4 separate regions of the Mus musculus genome follow, and all the other regions are linked to region 1. Evidence: chromatin loops called from intact Hi-C (ENCODE). Cell type or tissue: left cerebral cortex. All regions are shown on one strand. Region 1 has its middle 58 kb from the start of Bsph2. Region 2 overlaps Lig1 (ligase I, DNA, ATP-dependent). Region 3 holds the start of Mzf1 (myeloid zinc finger 1). Region 4 overlaps Lig1 (ligase I, DNA, ATP-dependent).

The links. Peaks named below come from ENCODE experiments on the same cell type or tissue, not always from the same donor. Only the 100,000 strongest peaks of a DNase experiment are listed, where the experiment ranks them.
Region 2: it touches region 1 in a loop (21-fold over the local background); 23 of 42 quality-filtered maps call a loop at or near these places.
Region 3: it touches region 1 in a loop (8-fold over the local background); 9 of 42 quality-filtered maps call a loop at or near these places.
Region 4: it touches region 1 in a loop (5-fold over the local background); 3 of 42 quality-filtered maps call a loop at or near these places.

What each region holds. Positions count from the first base shown.
Region 1 is chr7:13,508,671-13,516,670 of GRCm38, reverse strand. No RefSeq gene overlaps it. Among named protein-coding and RNA genes, the nearest start is that of Bsph2, 58 kb to the left of the region's middle. In left cerebral cortex, a CTCF peak has its summit at 4,927 (motif pointing right); a DNase peak (open chromatin) is centred at 4,925.
Region 2 is chr7:13,284,795-13,292,794 of GRCm38, reverse strand. It overlaps Lig1 (ligase I, DNA, ATP-dependent), which reads right to left. Exons shown (of 29, transcript NM_010715.3): 4 at 7,403-7,538; 5 at 6,111-6,237; 6 at 4,036-4,131; 7 at 3,300-3,401; 8 at 1,483-1,608; 9 at 1,264-1,339; 10 at 576-656; 11 at 280-336. Among named protein-coding and RNA genes, the nearest start is that of Lig1, 10 kb to the right of the region's middle. In left cerebral cortex, a CTCF peak has its summit at 4,013 (motif pointing left); DNase peaks (open chromatin) are centred at 1,437, 4,019, 4,634 and 5,235; H3K27ac peaks cover 229 bases.
Region 3 is chr7:13,053,666-13,061,665 of GRCm38, reverse strand. Mzf1 (myeloid zinc finger 1) reads left to right here and starts at 6,902. Exons shown (of 6, transcript NM_145819.2): 1 at 6,902-7,185. In left cerebral cortex, CTCF peaks have their summits at 4,568 (motif pointing right) and 6,941; DNase peaks (open chromatin) are centred at 6,874 and 7,221; H3K4me3 peaks cover 1,541 bases; H3K27ac peaks cover 1,455 bases.
Region 4 is chr7:13,298,222-13,306,221 of GRCm38, reverse strand. Lig1 (ligase I, DNA, ATP-dependent) reads right to left here. Exons shown (of 29, transcript NM_010715.3): 15 at 7,394-7,485; 16 at 7,083-7,182; 17 at 5,875-5,960; 18 at 5,176-5,291; 19 at 4,743-4,838; 20 at 2,928-3,038; 21 at 2,351-2,422; 22 at 294-312; 23 at 167-292; 24 at 1-9. Among named protein-coding and RNA genes, the nearest start is that of Lig1, 23 kb to the right of the region's middle. In left cerebral cortex, no CTCF peak of the experiment used is centred here; a DNase peak (open chromatin) is centred at 3,190.

The DNA.
Region 1 (8,000 bases):
GTTCTCATGTCCATTCTTGCCAAAGAAAAAACCAGTAATTACTTTAACTTTAACTTGACTTGCAAGTTACTTTAAAAATCATTTCCAATGATAACCTTGGTAACTGTGTGTGTTTTTACAAACTAGCACTTTCAGTTAATATATATAATTCTGAGGAGTATGTGGAATTTTAGGCATTATTTGCAACAATATATGAAACCAGTTACTAATCCTGGGTGTGCATTAAAGAAGAGTGTGTTCTGTGCCAAATTGCCGAAGTTGTTACCAACTTCCTTGTGTTCATTGCATATCATGGCACCACCAACTGCTCACTGAATAAGCAAACATAAATTAATACAATTCAAAAAGCATCTACTTAGCTCAATGGAAAACACTCCATCCTCAAGTCTGATAAATCTTATTTAACTCTCACTTCTGCCTCTGAGACAAATTATCATAAATAAACCTCCATAGTAAGAATTCTTGTTACTGTTGTCATTTTATCTAAATGCAATTAATATGCTTGTGTGATCTACAAAGCTTCGTGTTTTGTCTTTCTGATGTGGGAAATAGAGTTTAAATAGAACCATGGTCATAAAATTGCAGAGTTTTTATGACTCAGGGTGTGTATGGCAATGAAAACAATCCCCGGCACAGAACATGATATAGAAGTATTCACCTACTGCTTCTGCTATTATCAATGCAGCTAACAGTCTATGGAGACATTATTGTTCAAACCACAACACTCTAAGAAAAGCAGTAATGTGAATGATTTTTTTTAAATAGACTCTACTTTTTTTAAAAAAGATTTATTTATTTATTTATTATATGTAAGTACACTGTAGCTATCTTCAGACACTCCCAAAGAGGGCATCAGATCTCATTACAGATGGTTGTGAGCCACCATATGGTTGTGGGACTTGAACTCAGGACCTCTGGAAGAGCAATCAGTGCTCTTAACGGCAGAGCCATCTCTCCAGCCAATGTGAATGAATTTACAGATGGAGAGGCTATGGTATAAAAAGTTAAGTACTAGTCTTACGCCTTAATAAAATCTGGGTTAGTATTTCACACTCCTTGTTACCTGACTCCACTGTATTCTCAATTACCAAAATATACTAATTCTTTGTACATTGTGTTCTGGTTGTTTTGGATTAGAGAGTGAACCAAAATTGGCTTATATAAAGATAATTACAGACCAGCAATGGAGGATGGAAAGGGCATGGAGAAGTTGACTGGCGGATGCAATGTTACACTTAGATAGAAGGAATAAATGCTGTTATTCATGGCATAGTAGGTGGCTATAGTTTAAATAATGATTAATGTACCACTGTAATTAGTTAGAAGTGAGTGTTTTGTTTTGTTTTGTTTTGTTTTGTTTTGTTTTGTTTTGTTTGACAGATGTCTTCTGTTGGGATACCTGAAGAAATCTGAGTGCCTTAATTGTGTCATTTTGCTTGGATAGGAATCAGCTTCACAACTGTGTCTATTTTTCTGGATAGAAGGCATATCTTCATCATATATTGATTTGAGATTTGTCTTATAGTGGGAAAGTTTTCTTGACCTATAACATGAAATTCTTTTCTAGAATCTGCAATTACTCCTATGTTGTTTCATTTCTGCTGCCTCCTATGCTAATCCATGTTGCATTTTTCTTCCCAACACCATCATTTCACTTGTGTAAAAATACATTCTTCATAATAAAAGGTCTAATTTATTTTTATATTCTGCCCTCCTCTACCTTTGCATGTCTCCCTTTTTCACTCTTCACTCTTTCTTCTCTCCTGTCTCTCTCATTCTCTCTCTTGCTCTTGTTATCTTTACCTTTCTCTATACTTTCTCTTACTCACTCTCTCTCTCTCTTGCTCTTTATTCCTCTCTCCTCCTTTTCTTTCACCTTTCTCTCATCTGTCTCTTTTCTTTTTTCTATGTCTCTCTCCCTCTCTCACCTCCTCCTTGTTCTCCATAACTAGTTTGAGCTTCAAAACTGAAAAATATAATGCCTTAAAAGTGTCTTGTACTACAAAACAGATTAAAAACAACTAACTGGGAAAAAGAATAATGACAATTGAAGGACTGGATACAAGGGGATAACCACCCAAATCACTCAATTAAATAAAATAAAGAACAAAAATTTAGTGGGGATAATGAAGCAATACTATTTAAAAGGTGAAATATTCACTGATAGGTTGCTCTTTGTGTTGCAGAATGCAACAGAACTGCCTGTGGCTCCAGCTCCAGGAGATACAATGCCTCTGGCTTCCATGGACACCTGCACTCACATGTACACACACACACACACAGACACACACACACACACACAAATTATGGAATAATAAAATGGAAGTTTTAGAAGAAAATACACAAAACAGAACTATAAACCACATTCCCAGATGAACATAAGCAGAAAAAATTATAAAAATATACCTGAAAATCAAACTCAGCTGCAAACTAAGAAGATTGGACCCACAAATACATGTGGCTCTCACCTCTCATCAAAGAAACTTCTCTTTACAACAGACAGAGGCCACTACAGAAAGCCATAACTAGTCAAAATAGAAATAACAACTAATCACCAAATGCCCAGCCCCAGTGGACACTTCTACAACACAACTCCCACAGCTAAGACTCAGGAAACTTTGTGGAAGGGGGGGACAGAAAGATTATATAAGAGTCAGAGGACAGGACATCTGCTGTGAGATTGAGTATCCTAGAAACACCAAATAAGCTTCACCCATGATACCTCACCAATATGCCTGCCTAAACAAGACCTGAACAAGGACAGCAAAATGGACATACTAACATAGGAGGGGAAATCTCAGAGGATCCCACATTTAGACAAAGAACTTTCTGCAACTAATGACTTGAGAAAGGGAGAATTAGCTTTTCCCAAAGATGAGCCTTCTAGTAGGTTATTCAACACAAAGTTGTCAGCCTGATCATATACACACAAGCAACAATAACATACTCATCGGGTTATATTTATATATCTATGTATTTATATGTAGATATAAATATATATGTAAATATAGTAATTTTATATGTGTAAACATGTGCACACACAATAGTATAATAAAAAAGGCCATCAGGTTTAGATAGATGATAGATAGATAGATAGATAGATAGATAGATAGATAGATAGATAGATAGATAGATAGATATAGATAGGAGGAGTTTGAGGATGGAAAGGGAAGGAGGGAAGTGACATATTCAATTAAAATTAATAAATTTCAAGGTCTGATTATTTGTTGCTTTAAAAGACTTAATTTTGACTGTACTCAGACTTAGATGTAGAAGTTCTCAGCAGGGACAGACTAATTCTCTTAGTAATTTGTTTCTAGTGTTTGTTTGGCCTTCACAAGTCTCTTGGTCAAAAGTTGTGTATATCCCACAGCCTACTCCTTATTTTGCTTAATGTGTTGTTTCTTCAAGGCAATATGTTGGAATCTGCATTGCAGGACACATGAGGTAACATCTTCATTAAAATAATAGTTCCTGTTTGGCTGTGGGTCTCTGCATCTTCCTTCTTCTGCTGCTGGATGAAATCCCTCAGGAGACAGTTATGCTAGTTTCCTGTCTCCAAGTATAGCATAGTATTATTTATAGTATCAGGGGTTGGCTCTATCACATGGGATGTGTCTCAAGTTGGAGCAGCCATTGGTTGGCTGTTCTCTCAGTCTCTGCTCATTCTTTATTTCTGCACTGACAGACTGAACATTGTGGTAGTGAGGCAGAAAGACTGTAAAGCCAAAGGACCAGGAACTCTACTGTGAGACTTTCTCCTAGAAAAGGCTGTGGTGCAATCAATGGCAGTATGAATCAATGTGCTAATGAGGAAGGTGAAGTTCTCACAGGGACAGCAGCTGTGAACAAAAGTTTACAAGCAGGCAACTGATAACTACTGAGAGAAGGAAAACCTAGCCTCTCCCAGAGACTTTGTTTTAAAATGTTAAGGGTGACCAAAGAGAGCACCCGATGCTGACCTCTAGCCTCTGCACACAAACTTGCACATAGATATGCACACCACACACACACACACACACACACACACACACACACACACACACACACAAGCAAAAATGAAGTAAAACAAGCAGAACACAGCTTCAAACTTCACAGATCCTTAGTATCAAGAGGAAGCTGAAGCCTCATCCTAAAATTATGCCTGGCAGTCAAGGTGACAACCACACTGACAGTATTGCCTGCAGACAAACCTAGAGCTAGCTCTTTTGGGCCTCAAATCCAGTTGCAGGATTTTGGTGAGTTAGTAATCCCGCTGGTAGATGGATAGGCTGTGGACAGAAATCTTATTTTGTCGTTCTGTATAATTCAAGGAGCATCTCCTAGTGGTATCTTCAAAGGGAATCTTTTGTTTAAAACTGAACTGCTTCAGGGACCAGAGATAGAGATCTACCAATCAGGGGGCCTGCGTTTAGTCTGATACAGCCATAGGAGGAGACAGAAACCTGGGTCACAGTTGTAGAGAGTGGGAGGGCTGGATGTTGTCAAGCCAATAATGAGCAGGTAGTAGGAGTTCCACTTTAGTGATGGAGTATACAGAGAAAGCTAGCCACACACCTCTTGGCCAGGAAATTTCACTAAAGGACAGTAATTCTGGATTTGTCTAGCTCTGTGCCTGAAGTCAGCTGGTGGATCAACCTCTGGAACAGTGTTTATCTGCTATATACACAGCTGCAGAATAGGAAACCCTGAAGGTCAGCTCTGATAACAATAGTTGCATCCCTCCATCAAGGATATCCAGACACAAAGGAATTCTGGGAATTATAAAGACATGGTCTCCATCCATGTGGGTATCAGTGTGGTTACTTCTCACATTCCCAACATACCCAGAAGAAACATCCCCTAATTTAAACATAACCACCCCACAAAGTACTGTCAAGAGGCTGTAAAATGAATCCAGAGACAACAAAGCTCATTTTGGCCAGTAGAGGGTACTGTGGCACAAAGAACAGGCAATATGGCCAAGTCATGTCTATAATAAAATAAATAGGTTCAGCAACCAGCTTAAACTATTCAACAGACCAAAGCTCACAAGTTCAACTGTACTTCGTCCTATCTAATTAACTCAGTCTCCAGTCTTCAAGGGCTCAGACAGAAGCTGTGAGAACACTTCTTTACTCTTATTCTTTTTGGATTCCCTATTGGATATTTTATTTATTTGCATTTCAAATGTTATTATTCCCTATCCTGGTTTCCCCTCTGGAATCCCCCATCCCATCTTCCCTCCCCTTTTCTTTTTTCTTTTAACATCCCATTGCTTCCCCATCTCCCAGGCCCCCCTGCCCCTCCCCCACACACACACACAGTCCCTTCCCCCATACTCCCTCTCCTCCTCTGAGATGGTGGAGGCCCCCCCAGATATCTCCCCCCCTACCCTGGCACATAATGTCTCTGCAAAGCTAGTCCTGAATCCTCTCCCACTGAGGCCAGACAAGGCAACTCAGATAGGGGAACATATTCCACAGACAGGCAACAACTTTAGGGACAGCCCCTGTTCCAGTTGTTATGGCACTCGCATGAAGACAAGCTACACATTTGCTACATACTGCAGAGGGCCTAGGTCCAGCCTATGTATGCTCTTTGGTTGGTGGTTCTGTCAGTGAGAGCCCCCATAGTCCAAGTTAGTTGATTCTGTTGGTCTTCCTGTGAAGTTTCTATCCCCTTCAGGACTCTCAATCCTTTCCCCAATTCTTCCATGACAGTCCCTGAGCTCTATCCAATATTTAACTGGGTCTCTTCATCTGTTTCAGTTAGCTGCTGAGTGGAGTCTCTCAGAAGACAGCCATGCTAGACTCCTATCTGCAAGTATAGCAGAGAATCATTAGTAGTATCAGAGATTGGTGCTTGCCCATGGGATGGGTCTCAAGTTGGGCTGGTAATTGGTTGGCCATTCCCTCAGTTTCTTCTCTGTCTCCATACTGAATTTCTTGTAGAGAGGATAAATTTTGGATTGAAAGTTTCTTTCTTTTCTTTTTAGTGCATCTCTGCTGCTTCCACTTGCCATCCTACCCCAGAAAAGAGCAGGTCTCCCAGGGACATCAACCAAACATGGCATAACAAGATACAATGAGACACGACACAAACTCTCAAATCAAGGCTGGTCAAGGTAACCAAGTAAGAGGAAAAGAGTTCCAAGAACAAGCAAAAGAGTCAGAGACACCCCCACTTCCATCGTGTGGAGTCCCAAAACAAAATTAAGCTACACAGCCATAGCATATATGCAGAGGTCCTAGAGCAGACCCATACAGGCTCCGTGATTGCTGCGTCAATCTCTGTGAGCCATATTTGATTGATTCTGTGGTATATTCTTGTGGTGTCCTCAAACCCTTTGGCTACTATAATCCCTCCTTCCCCTCTTTTTTGGGATTCCCCTGGCTCCACCTAATGTTTGGCTGAGTGTCTCTGCATCTGCTCCCATCAGTTGCTGGATGAAGCCTCTCTAATGGCAATTGGCTTGGGCACTTGTATGATGAATATAGCAGAATATCATTAAGAATTATTTAATTTACTCTCCTTTTTTTTTTTTTTTGCCAGTGGTATCTGGTTCTACCCTAGGTCTTTGGGCCATCCAGCTTCTAGTTCCTGGCCATCAGGGCAGTGTCAGGAATAGGCTTCCTCTGGTAGCATGGGCTTCAAGTTAGACCAATCATTAGTTGGCCACTACCACAAGTTCCACACCACCAATACCTCAGCACATCTTGTAGGTAGGACAGGTTGTAGGTCAAAGGTTTTGTGGGTGGGTTGGTGCCCCAATCCCACAACATTCCCCACTGTACCCACAAATATTTTAGTTCAATATTCACTTTATTGTATTTTAAGTTTATACCTTTTATTCAACATCAATCTTTTAACTCTGTTTGCAAGTATTTTTAGAATTTATATTTATTTGTGTGTATGCATGATTGGTCTGCATGCTGCCTCTGCACTGTGTGCCTGCAGAGGCCAGAAGAAAACATAAGATCCCCAAGATGGACCTAGCCTTCACCCCCGTACAGAAGATTTGCTCAATTCCCAGTTTGTTCTCTCTGCTTCCTGATTATGGATTGAGTTGTGAGTTCTCAGGTTTTGCTCCTGCTGCCATGCCTTCACTCAGCCATTATAAATTCTAATCCTCTGGCATAGGAATCCCAGTTAAACTCTTTGCCTCATAAGTTACCTTAGCAATGGAGTCTTTTTTTTTCCATTTTTTATTAGGTATTTAGCTCATTTACATTTCCAATGCTATACCAAAAGTCTCCCATACCCACCCACCCCAACTCCCCTACCCACCCACTCCCCCTTTTTGGCCTGGCATTCCCCTGTACTGGGGCATATAAAGTTTGCGTATCCAATGGGCCTCTCTTTCCAGTGATGGCCGACTAGGCCATCTTTTGATACATATGCAGCTAGAGTCAAGAGCTCCGGGGTACTGGTTAGTTCATAATGTTGTTCCACCTATAGGGTTGCAGATCCCTTTAGCTCCTTGGGTTCTTTCTCTAGCTCCTCCATTGGGAGCCCTGTGATCCATCCATTAGCTGACTGTGAGCATCCACTTCTGTGTTTGCTAGGCCCCGGCACAGTCTCACAAGAGACAGCTACATCTGGGTCCTTTCGATAAAATCTTGCTAGAGTATGCAATGGTGTCAGCGTTTGGATGCTGATTATGGGGTGGATCCCTGGATATGGCAGTCTCTACATGGTCCATCCTTTCATCTCAGCTCCAAACTTTGTCTCTGTAACTCCTTCCATGGGTGTTTTGTTCCTAATTCTAAGGAGGGGCATAGTGTCCACACTTCAGTCTTCATTCTTCTTGAGTTTCATGTGTTTAGCAAATTGTATCTTATATCTTGGGAATCGTAGGTTTTGGGCTAATATCCACTTATCAGTGAGTACTTATTGTGTGGGTTCCTTTGTGAATGTGTTACCTCACTCAGGATGATGCCCTCCAGGTCCATCCATTTGGCTAGGAATTTCATAAATTCATTCTTTTTAATAGCTGAGTAGTACTCCATTTTTTAGAT
Region 2 (8,000 bases), 220 kb after region 1:
GATCTCTTGAGTTCAAGACCAGCCTGGCCAACATAGTGAGTTCCAGAACCACCAGGGTTACATAGAAAAGCCTTGTCTCAAAGCCAAAAGGAAAAGAAAAGAGAAGCTCAGGGTCTTCTCAGGCTGGGCCTCAAAATTACATCACCCATTTTTGTGAATGGACAATGACCATGATGAGAAGAGGTGCGGAACGACTGAAGGGCAGGAAGCAGCACACAATGCCATGCAGAGAACAGAGTCACAAAGAACCTGCCCCCATGCCTGAGTAACTATAATTACCTAGCAGAAACCTCCTCAATCTTCTCAAATGTCCGGGCCACGGCGAGAAAAGGGACCCTGAGAAAGGAAAAGAAAAATGATAAGCACTTGAATAAGCCATAACATCCTGTAGCCACCCTGCCTCTTCACATTTTCCTGAGATAAATGCAGAGGCAACTATCCACTATCCCTTCCCATAATTCTCTCGAAACAGAGATGGGAGAGATGTGGCAGCTCTTCCAATAGAGGCCAAAACAACAGCCTCTCATAGTCACGGGGGCAGAACTTAAAACAGCATGGGAAGGCTAATCCCTTACTTCTGGCCATGTTTCCAGCAGGCATCTTCAATGGGATGATAGTTATTCTTGGAAGGATTATAATTTGCTGGATCCAGGGTTCTAAGGAGGCAAAAAGAAGGTGAAATTGGGTAACTCTGGGTCTAAAAAATGTTTCTACTATGTGTTGGGCCTAGCTCACAAAGCCAAAGGTTAACACATTCCTATCTCCTCACTGCTGACAGAGAGGCCCTCAGGAGATTCCAATGTAGATGTCTGCTACTTCCAGAGCATGTACTCAACCTGGTAAGCTCATTATGGTGGAATCAGTATACTAAGAACTGAGGATAGAGTGCTGGGTGATACCAGTGGGAAACGAGGCTTAAGATTTTGTCTTGGGAACAACGCAGAACCACTCTAGGAAGGTGAGTAGGGGGTGAGGGGCAAGAATTACTACCATGATTACCCTGCTGCATGCCCTTAGCCCTTTGGGGAGGGTCATACTGGAAGCTGGAAGTCAGACAAAATGTCAATCAGTGGGTATGCAAACTCCCTAAATAGTTCTTATTCTGCTTGTATCCTAAGGCTTTGCAATAGGGCCCAAAAGTGTCTAAAACACTGACCAAAGACCAAGCCCTGCAAGAGGAGAAAACCCAAGCTAGGGCTGAGTCATGGACTTGCAGAAAAGAATGTGCTAGGAGATGTTTCTCAGACCTGGGCACTGACTCACCCCTTGGTCTCTTCCTTCCTTAGAGTGCCTGACTCTTCTTGTTTGACTTCAGTTTTCACTGCTGGTTTTCGGGGTGCTGCAAGGAAAGACAGGAAGTAGAAGGCCCCTACTCCTCATAGGCCCAACTCCCGTGCCTTATTCAGCCAGCACTGCCTGAATAGAGCCCCACAATCTGCTGCCCACACAGCCCAGATGGATAAAGATGAGAAAGGTGCTCACTGAAGAAACTGCTCAGTGTCTTGGCACCTCTAGCAGGAGGTTTGCTCTGTTCCTCTTCCTGAGGCTTCAGTTTCACTCCTGCCTTACACACTGGAATGTTCTCTGTCTTTGTCAGGGTTACTGACTCTGAAATGAGAAGGGGTAGATAGTGATACAAACAGTGTTGGAGTTGGTTTTGTACACTCTGTATTCAGATGCTGAGTTCTGTACCCCAAGATCAGGCTGCAGTCTGGACATGGGGATTGTGTTGACCAATGTGCTGTGAAGAATGTTCCCCAGTAATCCCTGACGGGTAATTAAAAAGCTAGAGCCTGTGACTGGGCACCAGAGAGAGAAAGGTAGGACTTTGGATAGATGAGGTGATCTCAGGTAGGGACCACAAGGGAGAGAAGGAAAAGGGATAGCAGAAGACAGTTGCCATGAGGCAGGGTGGAAGATGAGAATGGACCACAAGTACATGCCAAGAGAAGCTCACCCTGAGGATATACATGGAAATAGCAAGACTCAGTTGGCAGGCAATAACAGGCAATTTATCCGGTTATTAATAGACTAATCAGGTTAGAATAGCTCAGAACTTGCGAAACATAATACCAGCAGCTTGTTAATAAAATCTGATGTCTCTGTGTCATTTATTCTGGAGCAAAAAGTATAGAATGGGGCAGAAACCTCCCATAAAATTACCACTCACTATAAAGTTTCTAGCACTAAACATTAAAATCCCAAAGTCATTGCACCCTATGAGTGGAAAATTGAGCAATTTTGACCTTTCTCTATCTGCTATGTAAATACAAGGCCTTTCTGGCCTAATGTTCACTCCTCAGTGCTAATGAAAGCATAGCTGACAATGGTCCAAAAATTGCAAACTTAGGAATGGTAGTGAAAAGAAACCTCATCACCCAGTTGAGTGGCCATCAGTGTGAAATACCAGCTACTCAGGACACTGAGGTAGGGGAATTACAAAACTACAAAGCAACCTCATAGTAAGATCTCAGACAAACAACCCAACAAACAAAAAGACAAAACAGAGTTGGGGTGTGACTCAGTAGTAGAGCATCTGCCTAGAAACCCCCAGTGAGCAATGGAAACTTGGCTCAGCAACTAGACCACTGACTGCTCTTCCAGAGGTCCTGAGTTCAATTCCCAGAAGCCACATGGTGGCTCACAAACATCTGTAATGCGATCTGATGCTCTCTTCTGGTGTGTCTGAAGACAGCAACAGTGTACTCACATGCATAAAATAATTAAGTAATTCTTTAAAAAAAATAAATAAAAGAATCCTCCAGTAAGAGGCTGGGGCCGTAGCTCAGTAACAGAGTACTTGCCTCTCCCACTAGTAAGAAGACTGAGGTATGGCTCAGAATTAAACATGTGCCTAGCATATATCAGGCCCTGGGTTCCACCACCAGAAAAAAACAACTAACATGATTCATGTATATGTATATGCCTAAAAGTGTCCTTGCAAAAGTGAACATGACACAGGGGTCTCAAGGACACCAAGGAACAGAAGCTGCAAGAATACTCCCTCTTCTAAATCCTGTAACTAAGCTTAGATATTGCACTTAATAAACACCTACTCAGTTTGTTGTATCTGACAGCCATGATGTCTAAAAGCATTTTATTTAGGGCTCTTTCCTTTCTTCCCACATGCATGGGGTAAAATAAGCAATAAACCCAATAGTAAAAGCAAAACCTCTGATTATCTTGGAGTTCACACTGAACCCATGTTGGGGAGTCTGTGCCTTGTTTCAGTGAACCACCCTCCACAGACAAGTGATGCCCCAAGCAGGATCAGGAAGCTAGAGGAATAAGCAACTCACCAGGGGACTTTGTGGGCTCAGAGGGGACTATGAGCTGGTCCCCCTCCTTTTCTTCCTTCTGTTTTACGTCTTCAGCCTCTGCGAGGCTTTCTTTTGGGGTCTCTGTTCCTCATGACAGACAGAAAAGTTAAATGGAAGTGAGGCCTAAAGGCACTCCCACCCAGTACAGTCTGAAGCAGAAAGGTCACAAGTCCAAAGTCTGCCTGGACCACAGAGTAAATTCCATTTTTAGTTTGGGTTACAAGATCCATGTAACTCAGCAGTGGAGCACCTGCCTATCCTGTACATTTTGATTTACAAACATACTAAAAAGTCATACCACCAGGGTAATGATAAAATTACAGACTCTAACCTGGGGGAAATTTGCCTTAGAACAAAGATACTCCTCTTTTTCCAGGAGATACTCAGAATTGGCAAAATCGCCAACTTTAAGTTAATTTTTTTATTGACTACAAACTGCCAATAGGAAATCAAGACTCCTCTAAATAATTCAAACCTGTCATGGGAAACTAAGCCATATGGAGATTTTTATTATTATCACATGAACAAGATCCTGGCTGGGTCAACAACTGCAACTGGTGCATCACACACAGCCCCCATGATCAATAGCTCCATCTCTGTGGCTGTTTCCCTGCATTGATCCCAGGATAAAGGGAACCCTCTCGACAGTCTAATCTCCACAGGAAAACAGTGACACCTACTGGACACTACACACACAAACATCCCGCTCCCTCACCTTCTTCTTTCTTCCTTTTCTTAGCTGTTTTGGTTTTGTCCTCATTCTGCTCCTCAAGAGTGTCTTGAATTGTCCGTTTGGGGAGCTGCTTCCGCGCTGGAAAGGTAAAGGGAGCACTGTAGCTGACCAGCAGTTTGTCTATGTCTGCCCCAGTGATCAGACACAATGCCTGATGAAAGTGGAGACTTAGAAGGTTCTGGATCCCCATCCTCTTCTTACCTATCATAGCCACTACCCCAGTGTACACCTCGTCTTTCCAGCTCTGAATCTGTGACCTTGGGTGAGTTATTTATTCTGTCTGTCCCTCCCTTTCTTGCATCATGAGAAAGGAAACAAGCTCCAGTAAATGATGATAACAGGATGTACTCAGTACCCGCAGCATGGTGTCTGAGAACCTTGAGGATCCAGCCACTACATTCCTCTCTAGCTCGTGTCACATGCTATCCTCAATCTGCCTCTTCATACCACACTGTACTCTCTAGAAACACCAGTGTTAGCATTCCCACACGTGTCCTGTTTTCCTACCTCTCAAAGTCTTTTTGTGACACCTATGCCTTTTCCGAACCTTCACTAGGCAACATGGACAACTGACTTCTGAGTCAGCTCTGCCCCAGGGAAGCATTCAGGAAGCTGCATATGTGATATTAAACTTGAGTGTTTAAAGGAGAGGAAAACAAAGCCAAACTGGAGAACCTAGTTCTAACTATATATCATGATCTCAGTACAATTTCAATTCTAAATTACGAGCAGTCTTTTTTTAATGCTGAGTGTGGGTTCATATTCATTATAACTTAACTAAATCTGGAATCCCTGTGTCTGTGAGGGTTTCTGTTGAGTTTTAACTATGGAGGATTCACCCTGAGTTTGGGTAGTACCATACTATGGGTGGGGAACCAGGTATATATAAAAACAAAGAGGAGAAAGTGAGCTGAGCACCAGCGTTATCTGCTTCTGCTTCCTGACATAATCCTGCTGTCATGCCTTCCCAATCATTATGGACTGCACTGTCAAACGGAACCAAAATAAACTCTCCTACCTTTTACATGCTTCTGGAAGGGATTTTGTCACAGTATGGGGGGGGGGGGAGAAGAAAATAAATATACACTTAGTTTTCCAAATCTGACATGCTGTACGTATGTACCTGGCAATTCACACATCGTGTTTAGGGTTTTAAAAATAGCATTCCATAAAAAAAGCAGATTCCCACACCCGAGTTGCTCATGGGAGACTGGAAAGACTTCCCTTGCTGAGGCCTGCTTTCGTGGAGCACCCCATATGTAATGCTTGGGTCCAGAGGTGTTGCAGAGTTTAGGGTTTTCAGTTTCATGCCTGTAGACGGCATGACTGAACTGAATGAGTTCTGACAGCATGCACCAGCTTCCCGATGTCCACTGAACCTTTACAAGTACCCATCTCAGTCACCTCAAACCATCAGAGCATGCTCAGTCCTCAGGTCACATATGGCCCTCACCTGGCCCTTCCCCATACCAATTCTTCTACTTCCATTTAGGTCTCAATGTCTCAGGTGGATTCTCTAGAATGTTCTCCAGTCTCTTCATTCAGTGTCTCCTTGATTTCTGTGGTCCCTGTGACAGAACTCCAAACTTAAGTGACCCACATGTTCCTAATTCACTCATACAACCTGGAATTCTCTTCCCCTCTCCTATCCCACCTGGCTCCCTTTGCCTTTCAGGGCTCAGCTTAGTTACCTGCTCTTCCAGAAGACTCCATACTTGCACTCTTGTGTTTCTACTCAGAGCCTTGTGCAGCAACTATCACTCCTCATGACAATCACAATTTCCCACATATACCAAGCACTGACTGTGAGCCAAATCAGGCCCATGCACTTTACATGAATCAGCTTTTAATCCTAGCACTTCTGTGCAGTTGGCACTGTACTTCAGGCCACCTGTTCCACAAGTAAAAGTAACCACACCTCTGCAAAGGTGAGGTTGTTTGCCACAGGTCACACAGCTCAGAGACAGTTAACCATGCTCACCACCACAGTTCTACCATTGGAAGGACGATCACCATGGGTAGTATGGATGGAAGGGATGAAACTGGCCTGTCCTTACCAGTTCGACGCTTTGGGAATCCTGATGGGGAGATGTCCATGGGGGAGCTGCAGTTGAAGACAGGACTGTTCTCAGGACATGTGTCAGGGCTGGGAGGAGAGCTCTGTTCAGAGTCTGACACAGGCTTCTGAAAGGAGACAGAAAGAACAGTTCTAAAATAAAGAAGATGCCTGTCATCACCTGGCAGTCGCAGCTACCACATGCTTCAGAGCAGAATGGACTCAGCATCTCATGTCTAACGTCATTTCTGGTTCCTTAGTCCCATCCCCACTCAGGCCACCTTCTCTCACCTAGGTATCATTAGATCCACCATCATAACTTTTAGTGACCCAGAATCATGCCATTATAAAAACCAATATTAATTCTGTTTCTTAAAGTAACAGAATCTTCCTTTTACACTTACAGATATGGTGGACTTACTACAGATGTACCAACTTCCCTTGGAGTTAATACAATCATGGGCCTGCCTCCTTTACAACTAGTGTGGTGTGGTCATGAGACTAAAGACTGCATTTTCAGCCTCCCTTGTAGTTTCAAGATCCAAGGAGAGGACTAATTCTTGCACACTATCCCATGATGCCTACCATACACATGGCATGCACTTGCATGTCACACAAACACAGACACACACATGAGCTATAAAAATAAAATTAAGTAGAAGAGGAGTCACAGGAAATGTGACCACAGAAAACACAGAAAGAGAACATAAGAGTGTCTCAGCTAATGGAGAAACAGGCTTCTGGAAAAAACAAAAATGACATGAATATAGTCTTCCCCTAGAGGCTCCAGAAACAAAAGGCCTTGTCCAGACTCTAAGATAATCAATCTACTCCAGGTACCTGACCTACGTAATTACTGGATAACTGTGAAACAGCCAGCACCACAGGTATGTTCTCCATGAGGTACTTGAGGTATGACGATGTCAAGGGGCCAAATGAGCCCCACCTCCCAGAGAAGTGGTAGACTGGAACCCTGTACCCCAACTGTCCTGCTTCAAAGACCAACAGCAGAGACTGCCAATCTCCTGAACAATGTCCCCAGTCTTCCTGTATAGCTACTGTACTCAGCTGCATGGGTGAGTAGGAAACTGGCAGGCTTGAGGTCAGCATGATGGCTCAGTGGGTAAACGTGCTTGCTGCACAAGCCTAGAGACCAGAGTTCAATTCCTAAAACTCATTAAGGAGAGAATACCACAAAGTTGTCCTCTGGCCTCCATGTGCACAGCAAGGATATACACACATACACACAAAAATTAAATTTAGAAAAGAAACCAGTAGGCTACTGGAACCTACCTGGACTTTGGGGGTGCCAGGGGCTTCATCTTCGTCCTCCCCTTCACAGCTCAGAACCTGGGCTACCTTCCTTCCTGTCCTCTTCACTGGAGAATCACTCTCGGGCACCACTTGATTCCTCTCCTTCAGCGCCACCCTGGAAGTCAGGAGGGAGATGGTGGAGCACATGGCAGGCAGCATGGGGAAATCACCCACAAAACTCTGCATTCCCTTCTCTTCCATTTCAGTGAGCAGTGAGCATCTTCTAGGTGCCAACATGGCGTTCACTTTTTTTATTTTCCCTTTTGAGATGGTCTCATGTAGTGAGGTCTGGCCTCAATCCCAGTAAGTAGCAGAGGCTGCCTTTGAACTCCTGAGCCTCCTGCCTACACCTCACCAGCACTGAGATTATGATGTGTGCCACCACACTCGACTTCATTATATGTACTTAAGTATCCTTCCCTCCCTTTCTTTCTCTATCCTATGCCTGAGGCATCCTGTGAGGATATGTCATGAAGGGTGGATTTCTTGCAGGGACAGGCTTGACACAAATATACATTTGGAGACCTTTTTCTTAGTCAAAAGAGTTGCAGCAGGAGACATCATCAGGCAACAGCAT
Region 3 (8,000 bases), 460 kb after region 1:
TGCTCTGTAGTACAGCTTTAGGTCAGGCATGGTGATTTCACCAGAGGTTCTTTTATCCTTGAGAAGAGTTTTTGCTATCCTAGGTTTTTTGTTATTCCAGATGAATTTGCAGATTGCTCTTTCTAATTCGTTGAAGAATTGAGTTGGAATTTTTATGGGAATTGCATTGAATCTGTAGATTGCTTTTGGCAAGATAGCCATTTTTACTATATTGATCCTGCCAATCCATGAGCATGGGAGATCTTTCCATCTTCTGAGATCTTCTTTAATTTCTTTCTTCAGGGACTTGAAGTTTTTATCATACAGATCTTTCACTTCCTTAGAGTCACGCCAAGATATTTTATATTATTTGTGACTATTGAGAAGGGTGTTGTTTCCCTAATTTCTTTCTCAGCCTGTTTATTCTTTGTGTAGAGAAAGGCCATTGACTTGTTTGAGTTAATTTTATATCCAGCTACTTCACCGAAGCTGTTTATCAGGTTTAGGAGTTCTCTGATGGAATTTTTAGGGTCACTTATATATACTATCATATCTTCTGCATAAAGTGATATTTTGACTTCCTCCTTTCCAATTTGTATCCCCTTGATCTCCTTTTGTTGTCGAATTGCTTGGCTAATATTTCAAGTACTATTTTGAAGAGGTAGGGAGAAAGTGGGCAGCCTTGTCTAGTCCCTGATTTTAGTGGGATTGCTTCCAGCTTCTCACCATTTACTTTGATGTTGGCTACTGGTTTGCTGTAGATTGCTTTTATCATGTTTAGGTATGGGCCCTGAATTCCTGATCTTTCCAAAACTTTTATCATGAATGGGTGTTGGATCTTGTCAAATGCTTTTTCTGCATCTAACGAGATGATCATGTGGTTTTTGTCTTTGAGTTTGTTTATATAATGGATTACATTGATGGATTTTCGTATATTAAACCATCCCTGCATCCCTGGAATAAAACGTACTTGGTCAGGATGGATGATTCCTGTAAGATGGCTTTCAAACACACTGGAAGAAACTATTACACAACACCAGGTTCACACACACACACACACACACACACACACACACACACACACACATCTGAGTTTGAGGACCTAACTTCCTCAGTAATGATCAGTACTGTGGAAGTGTAATCCAAAATAACCCTTTCCTCCCCGACTTGCTTTTAATCACTGTGTTCCATCACAGTAATAACCATGTTAACTATAGCATACCAGATTCTGGTTATAGTGTATTCATTGGCTACTTTGCCTAGCTAAGAACTGGAAACAAACAAACAAAGCACAACAGAAATATTGTTAAAACATATCAGCCGGGTGTGGTGGCGCACGCCTTTAATCCCGGCACTCGGGAGGAGAGGCAGGCGGATTTCTGAGTTCGAGGCCAGCCAGAAACCCTGTCTCAAAAAAACCAAAAACCAAAAAAAAAAAAATAGCTTAGTCAGGAAAACCACTACATCCAGGACTGCACCCTGATAACCAGAACTCAGTAACATCAAAAAAAGAAAGAAAGAAAAAGAAACTGAACCTGACTTTTTCAGCTATGTCACACAGGTGAACAGCCTTCAGAGTGTGAACTTTGTATGATGACCCTCAGCATAATAACGTGTAACTTTTGTTATATTAACAATGTGCATCTATCCTCTTGCTCGTGACACAAGGGATTCATTCCATGCCTTCTTTTTTGGTTGGTTGGTTGGTTTTCGAGACAGGGTTTCTCTGTGTAGCCCTGGTTGTCCTGGAACTCACTGTGTAGACTAGGCTGGCCTCGAACTCAGAAATCCACCTGCCTCTGCCTCCCAAGTGCTGGGATTAAAGGCGTGCGCCACCACTTCCGGGCTGATTCCATGCCTTCTTAAAAGGACTGGTATCAGTGCAGGACCCCAAGACCAAATTCTTAGCACAAAGGAGATTTATTTGTCCTACAGAGACAAAAGGCAGGAAATAAAAAGACAAAGACTGGAGAGAGAAGACAAAGGAGAAGACAAAGGAAACAAGAGAGAGGGAGGAGGGGTACTTGTCTTGAAGAGAGGCGAAGGACTGCCTCCCGATAGAGAGGAGACGCGTCCCTCTGGCAAATGGCAGCTCATAACGATAAAGATATTAGGATGAGGTGCTTAATTCTTTTTAAAGATTTATTTTATGTATATGAGTAACCTGTAACTGTCTTCAGACACACCAGAAGAGATCACCGGGTCCCATTATAGATGGTTGTGAGCCACCATGTGGTGGTTGGGAATTGAACTCAGAACCTCTGGAAGAGCGATCAGTGCTCTTAACCTCTGAGCCAGCCCCCAAGATGCATAATTTTAGTTAGTCATGTTAATTAGGTAAGACAAAGGGGGCTTTTGATTGGTGGACTTCAATACTTTGATAGCTAGACTTTGATAAACAACCCCAGAAGGAGGAAGTGGCCAACTAAGGAAACAGACCTTGATGGCTAGCTTTAGGGATGTAATTTAAGAATTTTTTTCTAGACAGAAGGAGTTGGAGAGAAGGGCAATGCCCGCCAGTGCCACATTTGCCATGTTTGTGCTGGTTAGAGTCCCTTCACTTCTGACCAGTGTGGAAACCAACACATATGTGGTACTTATAAACTTAACAGGCAGGCTGGAGAGATGGCTCAAAGGTTAACAGCACAGACTGCTCTTTCCAGAGGTTCTGAGTTCAATTCGTCGAAACCACATTGTGGATTGTGGCTCACACCCATCTGTAATGGGACCTGATATCTGATGCCCTCTTCTGGTTTGTGTGAAGACAGCTACTGTATACTAATATACATAAATAAATAAATCTTTAAAAAATAATAAACAGGGCTGACGAGATAGCTCAGTAGGGAAGAGCACCGGACTGCTCTTCCGAAGGACCTAAGTTCAAATCCCAGCAACCACATGGTGGTTCACAACCACCCGTAATGAGATCTGACTCCCTGTTCTGGTGTGTCTGAGGACAGCTACAGTGTACTTATTTATAATAATAAATTAATCTTTGGGTCAGAGTGAGTAGGGTTGACCAGAGCAAGCAGAGGTCCTAAATTCAATTTTCAACAGCCACATGAGGGCTCACAAGCATCTGTACAGCTACAGTGTACTCATATACATAAAATAAATAAATCTTTTTTAAAAGGGGGGGGGGGGCCTGGAGAGATGGCTCAGTGGTTAAGAGCACTGACTGCTCTTCCGAAGGTCCTGAGTTCAAATTCCAACAACCACATAGTGGCTCACAACCATCCATAATGAGATCTGACGCCCTCTTCTGGTGCATCCGAAGACAGCTACAGTGTACTTAGATATAATAATAAATCTAAAAAAAAAAAAAAAAAAAAAAAAAGACAGACAGACACACACACAAATGCCTTGGCCAGGAATGGTGGCAAATGATTTAATCCAAGCGTTGGAAAAGCAGAGGCAGGTGGATCACTGTAAGTTTGAGACTGGTCCACACAGAGAGTTTGAGGACAAGCAGACCTACATATTAATATTCTGTTTCAGGGAGGCAGGGGCAAGCTTACCAGAAAAGGAGTAGGTTGAAAGTTGTGGATACCTCAGTGGTTGTAAAACACATTAACCCCATTAAAGGCAGGTAAGGAGATAACAGATTACATCTGTGAAAGTTTTTCTAGCTGTCAAACTACAGTTACCTTAGCTGTCAATGTAATCAGAAGTCTGGGGAATAAACAATACTGGGTATGGTTGTGCATGACCAATCCTAGCACTGGGGAGGCAAAGGCAGGCAGATCTCTGTGAATTTGAAGCCAGCCTGGCTGGTCTACAAAGTGAATTCCAGGACAGTCAGGGCATAGTGAGACTGTGTGAGTGTGTGTGTGTGTGTGTGTGTGTGTGTGTGTGTGTGTGTGAGAGAGAGAGAGAGAGACAGACAGACAGACAGACAGACAGACAGACAGAGACAGAGCACAGACAGAGTCAGAGAGAGACAGAGAGACAGAAAGACAGAGAGACAGAGAAAGAGAGATGCAATTTTCACTGGAACAGTACTAGCTAAAAGGAGAGAGGGGAAAGAGAGGATCTACCAGAGAGATTGAGTCAGTTTGCATGTCCACAGAGGGTGTCCTTATGCTGATCCAAAGAAAAGAGGGACACTGCAGGATGGATTTAGGCTTCTCAAGCAGCAGGGGGGGATCAGCCGCTCAGGACCGGATGGTCCCTAAAAGCTTTTTATTGTTTCACTAAAGGCACTTTTAGCAAGTCAATTTCCACATATCAAAACCACTTTCTCTGAAGCTGCTGTTGTCAGAAAAGACCATCACCTAAGCAATTTTCAGCCATAAGAGACTTCCTGGTTTGCCAGGCACGTCTCCAGACTAAGTTATGCAAAGGCTCTGAGTACCCTTCAAACGAACAACCCTATAAAATCTCAGATAACAATCACTGACAAAAAACTACTTTGAAGCTTAGATGCCACCACTCCAGAATTCAGGTCAGATACAACAGTCCTGCTAAACTTCTGCTACTGGAGGGCACTGACCAAGCACACGCATGAACACTGACCAGGCCACAGTGCTGGTTTGTACTTTTCTTCCTCTTAGTCTTTGGGAGACACCTCCTCCTCTCCCACCCACAAGAGGGCAGTGTGTGATGCCCTAAGGGTGAAGACCCTCAAGATGTTGGAGATGGTGGGAATGCAGCACATGGTGTGGCTGCTGAGAAAAGACACAGATAATAAGTGGAGCCAGCACGAGAAAGAGACCACCTGAGCTACAAACAGCAGGCCCTCGGGGCTGCCCAGGAGCCACTGAAGCGCAATCAAACCACTGCAGCTTGCTGGACCTGATGCTACAAGATTTATTGTTTTTATAATGGGGCTCCAGCTTCAGGCTGGTTCACTGCTCAGTGCTTTCTCTTATTTCTCCCTTTTCCGGTGTTAACAGTCACCACCCAACAACTGGGAGGTAAAGGCAAAAGGGTCTGGTGTTCAAGCTCAATAGCTATACAGTGAGCTAGAGGCCTACCTAGGCTACTCCAGACATTACCAAAAACAAAAGACTGGGCACAGTGGCCATAGCACAGGTCCTTGGAAGGAAGAGCAGGGTGATCTTTAAGTATGAGGGTACTCTGTTTACATAGAGTTCCAGGATATCATAGTGAAATCTTGTCTAAAATAAATTATTTTTAGATTAGAACCACAACTCTCAAGGATGTGTCAAAAACTTATGTGTTGCAGGATATCACACTGTAAACCCCAAGGTTGTGTTATTTATTGGGGTTAAAAAAAAAACTGTTTTTAGTTGTGGTGTGGTTCCGCCATAGCACACACCTTTAATCCAAGAGCTTTCTGCTTGAGTATTGTAAACAGGATTAAATAAAGTCAACCATAGGTCAAGAAGCAGAACAAGAAGCCAGTTGACAGAGACTGAACATAGACATATTAAGAAACACACACATACACACGCACATGCACACGCACATGCACACGCACGTGCGAGAGAGAGAGAGAGAGAGAGAGAGAGAGAGAGAGAGAGAGAGAGAGAAAGGGAACCCAGAGGACAGATAGACATTCAGAAAGTAGAAGTGGGGGAGGACATTCAATGTGAAGGTTTCTTGGGACAGAGAGAGAGATTTGCGGTGGAACTTCAGCTGAGAAAGAAGGTCACCTGGGTGCTTTTTCTACCTCTCTGAGCTAGGTTTTCACCCCAGCATCTGGCTTCCACTACCTCAAGGAAAACAGAAAGGTAGCAAAAGGTAGTTTCAGGAAGATGCAACAAATGAATCTAAATGAATCTGAAATAAAACAAAAGGTTAGGTGTAGGGATAAAGAGATATTTAGCTACCTTCCAGGTGATGGCTGGGCAGAACTCATTTGCAACCTGTCAGCTTCTTTTTTTGTTTGTTTGTTTGTTTTGTTTTGTTTTGTTTTCCAAGACAGGATTTCTCTGTATAGCCCTGGCTGTCCTGGAACTCACTCTGTAGACCAGGCTGGCCTCGAACTCAGAAATCCGCCTTCCTCTGCCTCTCAAGTGCTGGGATTAAAGGTGTGCGCCACCACGCCCGGCTACCTGTCAGCTTCTTGTAAGTCAATTTCTACCAGAATAGTGTTACGACTTCAATCACAGATTTAAAAAATGGGGGAGGAGAGGTAATGTTTAAGTAGTCAGGTGTCGCAATATTGTTTGGTAAATGATGCTAGGAAACTAGAGGACTGGTCCCCGTCCTCTTTCTGGTGTGTTGTCATTTTTTGTGTGAGTTTTCTCTGAAAATGTTTCCCCCACACGCACATCTAATTTTTTGTTGCCATCCCTCAGTCTTTGAAACCTATCAGTCCGTTTTACCGTATCTCTATTAACATCTTTACTATATCTCTAATTTCTCCCCACTTACCTTTGTACTCTGGGTTGGCCCCTAGAGTTTCGATGTCTCACTTTCCTAATCCCAATCCCTTTCTGCTTCTCTCTTCTTCCTAAATTTTCTGACATGACTCAGGTTCTAACTCTGATTCTAATGACTAACCCTCCCCCCTTTTCATTCATACCTATGTGTGTTCACTTATATTCAGTCTCTCCTAGCATCCAGTCTCCCCCTCACAATTTTCCCACCCCTCTCATCCTCTCCCCCGACTCTGTATGGGGCTATCTCTGCCTTCCTGTATAGACATCTCGTTGGGTATTTGTGTCCCTGTCCCTTCCCCTTGGCTTCGCCACAGATCCTGACCTTTCTTAAACCAAGTAGTGCGGTCGTTACCTAGGATACCACCAGGTTTGGTCCCTTAGTTACCATGGAGTCCCGCTCACTCCTACCCACCGCGCAGAAATACAAAAGAGATCCGGTGGTGCTGCGTTTGCGCACCCACACAGCACCCTCCAAACTACGACTCCCAGAAAGCATTTTGCTAAGCCTTTCTTTCAGTGGTTCCGCAGGTAGCCCAGCGGACGCTCTTTTTCGAACCCGTCGTTGCCATGGAGACGGGGAGACGGCGTCCTAGTGAGAGCGGTGATTGGTGCAGAACCCTGCAAATCCCTGGAAGGCCGGTAGAGAACTGACATTTAAAAAAAAAAAAAAAAAAAAAAAGTGGTGGGGGCATGCGCAGTCTGGAAGGTGGTGCTTGAATCCGTTGCCCCCCGAGAGGATTGTGCACGTCGTCGGGGCCCTGACGCCTGAATTCGTGGCCGGGAGTGTGGGAAGAGACGTCCAGGAGTGCGAGCTGATTATTGCAACCAGCGCAATCCCCTAGGGACGGGAAGAAGGGTAGAAACGGAGGCTGGGGTGGGGGAAGGGCAGAAGGGCTTGGAGCTGCGCGCAAAGCAGTCTGGGATATGTAGTTTGATATGGAGCAAGCGAACGAGAGTGCGCATGTTCACGAGGGCACAGCCTCCCTCGGAGCATTGAAGGAAGGCTGGGAGTCCCTTCACCTCAAGGCCTAGGGAGGAGTCTGGGTAGAGTGGACTCTGGGATTCCAGCTGTCTAGCTAGACCCGGAGCGCCGGTAGGGGGTCCAGGAACTCCCAGCAAACCGGCCCTGTGCTGACGCGCTACCGCGCTGATCGCCACAGGTGCCACGGCGACCGGACACATTGGCACCCTAAAGCGAGGATGCTCACTTAGACTTCTGGGAAATGTATTTCCGGAACCTCTTCTTGCTTTATGGCTGTTCCAAGTTTCTCTCAGGGTTTCGAGTTGACTTAGCACCCTAAAGAGCAGAGGTGTAACCCACAGAAATCAAGCTGCCTCTAAGCTGATGCCACTGCAATAGTAAATTTAGATTTTCACAAAGTCCCAGTTGCAGAAAGTATCATGGGAGAAGTCAGTCCTTTTTACAAGTGAGGAAACTATAGCTGACATAGGCACAGCAAAAGTAGTACCCTTGCAGACTGTTGGTCTAATGAGTTGAGAGCCTTTAAGGGTACCCAGAAGTCCCAGTCACCTCCCAACCAACTAAACTAGAGAGCTGAAGACTTGTATCGCTGTTGGATGTGATGAGTTGGCTTCTGGTATTGGAGATATATGGAAACCTGTTGGCCTGAGAGAAGCTGAGATGGGGGATTGGGTGGAGTAGGGCTGTCC
Region 4 (8,000 bases), 210 kb after region 1:
CACAGGAGTCTGTGGGAAACATGGAAGCCTAACTAAGGAAGCAGTGGCTCACAAGATATAAGCAGGCAGGATTCCAGGCAAATCTCAGGGTTTGGGAGATGGGAAAATGGTCAGCACAGGTACAGCAAAGCTTCAAACCTTGGGAGAGAAGAGTAGTTACACTCACCCTTCACTGACTGCTCCAAGAACTCAGCAATCTGCTCGGTGTCCTTGGTGTCCAAAGAGGTGGTGAAGACAAACTCACCCTCTGTCTCCACGAAGTTCTCACGGAGCAGCTGCCGGCGTCGAGACAGGGGGCTGGCGAACCAGGGACTATGAGAAAAAAAAAGTAGACAACACTCAGGAAACAAAAACGGTGTAAGTCCAGACCTTGACAGCATACACAAGAGTCACACGTAATGATGTGGTTATAGAACACCTTGGGGAAGGATGAATCAACAACCAGCAGGACTGCTGTATTAGAGCTTTAACTGCAGAAGAAGGAATCAGAGAAAGGCAGATCCCACTAGCATGCTGAACTCAGAAAGACCTAGTGGGGAGCCACCAGCTTCCTGGTGACAGATAAACACTTTGTGGAGTTATAATTTAGTTCTTATTATTTGTTTGTTTATCATAGTATGCAGGTATGGATATGGCAAGGCATGCATATGGAGGTCAGATAATTCTGTGGCACATGTTCTTTCCATCCATCTTCACATAGGTTTCAAGGACTGCAGTCATACCATGAAACTTGCCTGTCAAACACTTTTACATGCTGAATGCCAGGCCCCAGTTATTACATTTTTAACCCCGCCCAACAAGGGTTAGGACCATGAAGTCCATATACATATCCAAGAGGATCTTCACTATGCTAATGAAGGAGTGGAAATCACCTTCTAAGTGAGAAACACACTAGTCAATGGAATGGTCCTTCAATGTCTATAGAAGCCCTGCCCCAGATACCAAAGTTCAAAGATGTTGAGATAGGTCCTTTATGAAACATGGTTCAGTAAGCTGGGCAGGGGTGGTGCCTGCTTGCTAACTTAGGAGGCTGAGGCCAGATCACACACACACAAACTTTATACATACAAACTGGACAGATATAACCTGCATGAGATGCTATCTATCCATGGGAAGGCTAGCCTCTGCTCACCTTTCTTCTCTAAGGTAAAATCCTCTGTCTGGTGGATACAATATGCACTCTATGATTCAGTTGCCAGGACCATATAGAATGTCCTGATGGCCCAGTAACAGACTCAGATCAGGACCAGTACAGAGATTTGACTGGCACTGGCCAGACAGAGGACATCAAGAGAGAAGCAGAAAGGCGAGGCAAGAAAAGTATGAGAGATCTCACCACTAAGCCCAACCCCATAAGCACACAGGATGATTTCTCACCAGGCTGAGGTGAGAATGATTTCTGATACCCTAAGTGACCATTTTCAAACTTTCAGTCTCAAGAACCTTAATAATCTTTTTCCTTTCCTTTCCTTTCCTTTCCTTTCCTTTCCTTTCCTTTTCTCTTAAAGAAAAGACTAGAGATATTTATGAGACATCAAGTCTCATAAATACTGGGCACATACTTTACTTCTGAGCCCCAAGGCCTTCACTAGGGGATTCTAGGCAGGTAGAACACCTGAGCCATGACCCCATTCCTTCACTAGGGGAGTCTACGCAGGGACCGTACCAGTGAGCAACACCCCCAGCCTGTTAAAATATACTTGAGGACTCTAATTTAAAGAGCTTCTATTTAGGGGGAAAGAATTGGGGGGGGGGGGGAGTCACATTTCTTGATATTTGTGATACAGAAATTTGAAATTTAAAGACTTTTTAATTCATTAAAAAACAGTATATCCAATACACCCAATTAGCATTTGATTTCCCTTTTTTGTGTTCTGCAAATGAAGCTTGGGTCCTTGAGCAAGCCAGGCAGGTAGGTAGTCTACTTCTGTGCTATACCTCCATATCTCCAAACAGCATGTTTCATAAAACACACCTCTATTTAAAAATGAACAGTGAGAAGAGGGAGTACGGCTGAGTGACAGTATACAGACCCTTTTGTTCAAGAGAATAGAAGCTGGCTTTTCCATAGTTCCTGCAGTCATGGGGAGAAAAACCTACTTCATACAGACGTGACAGGAAGAAAAAGCATACAAATGTAAAACCACGAGAGGAGTCCTCAAAAACACCCTCCAATAAAGTCTGAGTGAGGGCCTCTGGCCTCCAGAGCCCACACTTCAAGAGAATCATTGCCTGAGGAAGACATCCCAGCTCAGTGCTAGGGTAGAATTAGAAATGGAAACCAGACAGACAGCTCCAAGCTCACTCCAACCTGCTACCCTGTGGCCGCCTGTCACAAAACAGAACTCACCTCTCCGTTGAGGTAGATGAGGTCAAAAGCATACAGACACACTTGCACCTGTATCTCCGATGCATCAACCTCCTAATTGAAACAGAATAAAAGACCAGGCATGAGGGGAGGGAAGGTGGCATTCTGTGTCCTATCTCACTATGTCTCAGGCTGATCCCTACCATTCCACACCTACCCCTAGCTAAGGTCACACTGCCTAGGAGGAAGCAATGCTGCAGGCATTAGCCCAAAATGAGGATGACTCTTGGGAAATCCTGACTTCATCAGCCTCCCTTGTAGCTAATGATGATAAAATGTCACAATTCTAGCCAGCTGAGGTACAAGATATGTGACTTCCCCAATAAGGCTTTCATAGTGAAATGACATATACAGGAAAAGGACCCTTCTATCTTTCCTAACTGGGATGCTGGGATAAGAATGTGATGGTTTGGACAATGGTGGCCACTTTGCCAAAGCTAGCAGATCTACATCCAGATTCATTCTGCCCCTTAGAGAACCAAGTAGAACCCCAAAGTCAGGACTGGGAGGAAAAAAACAAAGTGTAGCACTGCTCCAGAAGTATATGGGTTGATGCTACCTTGCGCTTGCGCGTGGTGAGTACTTGGAATGGTTGGATCTGCTTCTTTTCCCGGTCCCAGGCCACAGCCTCAGTGTCCAGAATGAAAGATGTGACTGAGGGGTGTTTAATCTACAAAAGGACGAGGTCAAAAGACAGGCCAATGAATTCCTTTACCCTCCCATTGCTCTCACAAACCACAGCTGACATCAGCAAGACACAAGAGTCCTCACCAAGGTACACTAGCTTTCCTGATGACTTGTCATTTGGTACCACAGACCAGACACAGCAGCAGCAGCCAGAGAAACTTCCCTCTTCTCTTAACCACATTCAACTTCCTGTGAACCCAGTACTCCCACTCTGAGGTCTGCCTAAACCAAACTGTCTCCACCTCACCACATCCTGCCTCAACCACCCCAGCTGCTAGTCTACCATCCTGCGCTGACCTTAACTACAATAGTCTTGGCCAGTAGACAGGGTAGTTGTCACAAACCCTGATTATTATGGCTGTACTTGCTGATAAAAATGGTATGCCACTTCCCTGAGTCGTGGAAAACTCTTCATCAGCCCCTGATCCTCTCTCCTTGCCTGGTCCCCTAAGCCTCTCTTTCCTTGAGCACATCAGCAGGTGGTCTGTGTCTCTAAGGGACAGGTATCTCAAAAGCATTGAGCCTCTGAATTGCTTGTCTTCCTCCCCATTCCCTTTCCTGTGGTCTGCCTTCCCTGGAAAGCCTTCTTTTCCCAGGCACAACGTCAGGAACTGTCTTTCAGACAGAGCTAACTTTGTGGTTTAGGAACTCTGCTTTCTTGACAATTCAAACAAAAGTTCAATTCAAATCTACTTGTTCTTCACTAGGGGTAGGGATTGAACATAGGGTCTTGGGTAGTACATGTCAGGCAAACATGTCATGTTCTATCATGAGCCATGCTACCAGTTACTCACTGGTGTTTTCAAGGCAATGTCTCTATCACTGAGCCATGCCTTCAGCTCCTCACTGGTACACTCAAGTCAAGTACACCTCCAGTTTCTCATTGTTTAAGACTCTAGATTAGTGTTCTAATCACCTAGCAGTAGCTCAGCCACAGTTATGGTTCTACTCAGTCACAGATATTGGACCTATTCTTCAGAGTCCACTTTGCCCATCACTAATGAAGGGAGCAAGCCCTGGCTACGGTACTACAAGCTATGGCACACAGCAGATGCCTAATCAACACTTGCTGAATAAGAATGGGCATAGAAGACAACATACTGCTTAAGGCCACTTCTGGAATACAGCAAAACTAAGATGTGCTCAGTGGTTAAGAGTGATATTCTTGAAGAGGATTTGGGTTCAATTCCCAATATCTACAAGGTGCAAAGAAACCCCTGGCCTAAGGCCCAGCCCTGCTCTGCCTCTGAGCTACTTATAAAGCTCCAGCTGCTCACAGGCCTGTGTCCTTGAGATCCTCTCTCAGCCTCACCACTGGACAGCCCGATCCAGGACTCTACTAAAGTCATTCATAGGAACCTGTGTTAGACTGTATCCACAGTGGGGGGAGTGGGCTGGGTGGGACAAAAGCCTAAAACCCTCATTGCTTCTGTCTGGAATGTAGTGGCTATGGGGAGACAAAAATGGTGATGAAAAACTGACCAACCAAAGATAGTGGAGTCAGAACAGCCTACACCTGCTTCCAGATCCAAGATATAAGCAACATCTGCTCAGGCCACACTGAAACCAAGTTTGTTATATGCAGATATATATTTTCCAGGCTCCTCCTACTCCTAATGAACCCCACCCCCACAGAATCAGGGTGGTCCAGAGGGGCCGTACTATAGCCCAGCAAGCACATGCTCACCTTGGGGATGCGGCTGATAATGTCAGGATACTTTCCTGTGTTGTCTTCCTGGTTCCTGCTGAAGATCTTCACTTCTCCACCTTCCAGAACATGTATCTACCATCACAGAAGAGGAAATCAAGCAAGTCTTTCCTATGTGACACTGTCTTCAGATCTCACCTTCATTCATAGGTTGGGAAGCTCAAAGAGCTACTACATAGATCTGAGCAAATCACCTCAAGTTTCCTGATACCTGTAACCTGTGTCTGGCATTCACCATCTTTCTTTTTCCTACTTTTTTTTAAACTTATATTTAAAGTAAATGAATGAGAGAGAGAGAGAGAGAGAGAGAGAGAGAGAGAGAGAGAGTGTGTGCACGCACTCACGAGTGAGAGTGCCACTTAACCTACAGTGAGTACCTTCCTCATACAGGAAGGGCTGTGCTTGCCCATACCTGTGCTCGCTGCCCATCGTATTTATATTCACAGGTGAAGTCGACCTCCTCAAAGCGTTTTAGGACCTCACTGACACCCCGAGTGGGATGAGCCAGCATTGGTTTAAGAGGGACCCCTGGGAGGAAAGAAAGCAAGTTAGGGGGGCCAGGGGAAAGGCAAAAGCTACCAATGTGTCTTTGGACTACTACTCACTTCTGCTGACATAAGGGAGAGGACTACCCACATTTCAGAAGAGAAACTTGGGTCCTCATACCAGCCTCCCTGGAAGCTAATAAAGGTCATAAATAGGCACAGAAGTAACAAATAACAGAACAAGTAATATGGTCATATCCTTTACAAGCAATGTTACTCCCCCCCTTTCCCTGATCATATAGGCTTTAGAGTGAAAGGAAGCAAATAGAAGGATGAGATAGAAGGAACCCAGGTCCCTAGATGAACACTGGAGCACAGCCACATGCTGCCACAGCTGCCTGCCTTGCTCTGAACATGTATGCACATAGCAAATTCTGTGGCCAAGCCACTGCCTTCTGGACATTTTTTGCTGCTGCACTCCATGCCCTGCTCAGTTCACAAGAGAGAGCTGAGGGGGAAAAGACAAGGGTCTCAGCAAAGGGAAGAAGTACTCAGAAACTGTCTGGGTATAGTTGTTCACACATAGAAAATAGCTGCCCCAGCTTTGAGGGCCCATGGAGTGATACCTGGGCTCAGCTTGCAGTGCTCTGGGAGACGTTCCAGGCCATGTTCCAGCAGCACAGGGATGATTCGATCCAGGTCAGGAACCTCACTAGGGATGGGTTGGAGAGAAGACAGCAAGATGACAAGGTCTTTTGTTTTCTTCCATGGTGCTGGAAGAAGGGGTAGAACCCAGGCCTTGGGCATATGAAGAAAATATTCTGCTGCTGGACTATACCATACCCATAACCCAGATAGGACAGACCTAAGCAGGCAGTGGCAAATTCCAGGGTGTGGATTCTAGGCAAGCACACTCTTAGCCACTCACTGGTAGATTCTAGGAAAGCAGTCAACTGCTAAGCCACAACCCCACTCCTTGATTTTATAAGACAGGATCTTGCTACATATTCCAAGTTGGTAGAGAACTTGAGATACCAAGGGTATACTGGGATTTCAAGTGTATACCACCACATCCAGCCCATGAAGGTTCTTTCTATAAACTCCTAACTTGAAAACTCTGTCTACATACAAGTGCAAGAATAGAGATCCCTCAGCCCATGCCTGGGCTCTACTTATCTCTATGACCATGTCCCCAACTCATGTCACCAGGTGTCCTACTCTTAGTCACCACACATCATGCTGATTGTTTTCCTCAGCATGCATCCTCCATTACCCCTTGCTCATGTCCCAGTGACTGTGTCCCACTCAAGGCTATTGCTGACTTATTCAGCTAGCCTGGGACCAGGCAGAGTGGGTTAGACAGAGCTTGGCAGATGGTGGATGCTTCAGAGGCTGAGCCATTGGGAGATCTGTGAGAAACTCATCACTGCTATGTGCCCAGCACCCAGAGAAGTCAGGCGCAGATCAAGTGGGTTGGGGACATTTATGGAACTGCTCACTGTCCCTCTTTCCTCAGGAATGGTCACCAGGTCAGTTAATGGTCCTAGGTCAGCTGCTGGCCAAAGTTATATATGGCTCACTATAAAGCCCTAATCCTCTCTGTGCTGGTAATATCTATTATGAGTAGTCACCAGCCTCTTCTCTGGGTACCTTAGGGCTTTGGCTGGAACTCTGGGCATCTTGTGCCTGCAGTCCTCACATGCTATCTCTGCCTCTCACCGCTCATAACCAAGCATCATATCATCCTGGTCTAGACCGTAATCCCTTGCTATTATGAGTCCCACGTCAGTCCCTCATGTGCTGGTCATTATTCTCCCCCAACCCTGCATCTCACCAGAAGGTCTGCTTCAAGATCATGCCTTGTTCTTCCAACCACATCTTTCTGGCCTCTGCTGTCTTGCCCTTCCCAGCATCCACCACCGCCGTGGGAAATTCTATGAGAAGACCAACCAGCAGCTTAGTAATGAGCAAGACCCCTCAGTAATTCAAAGGTCCAGGGTCACAGAGGGTGATGTATGGCATGTGACAGGGCAAGGAATGAGGTAGGCTGCCCAAGTGCATTCTCAGAAGAGAATGTGGCAATAGATGGGAAAAAGAAACCCTGATAACACAGTGATGGGATAAAAATGGGCCGGAGCTACTCACCTTGGCCAGGGGGTGTGAGGCTCACAGCCTGGGCAAGAGCAGCCAGTACCGACTGCTCAGCTAGGCCAAGGCGCAGCCGCCCGCTTAGGGACCTGAGGATAGGACAGCAGCTGTGAGTTGACTGGCCACTCTCATCTTGCCCACCACAATTTGCCTGCTCCTGTCTCCCAGCCTCCACCTTTTGTGGAACCTCTTCAATATTTAGTCTACAAAGCCTCAAAGGGACCCAAGATGTCATATAATCCCTAAAAGATAAGGATATCAGGGCCAGACAGAGATGGCCATGACCGATGGCCACTGGGAAACAAAGCAGGAATTTCACAGCCAAGAGGGTATAGGCTTGAGGAGGGCAAGTCACAGGCAAAAGGTAAAACAGAACCCGACTCTGCTAGTGGGTGTAACAGTCAAAAATCTGACCCAGCCCAGGCTGGATCGCTACACTGCCTGCACCCCACCTCTATCAGCTGCTACATTCACTCCAGTAGCGACACGCGCGACAGGCCCCAAAAACCTGGGCGCTGTCCCGAGGCGAACCATGGCATCCTGTATAACGAATGCTCCAATGTCCTTGCTTTAGTTGGTAAATGGATCTGGGTGCTTTCCCTTA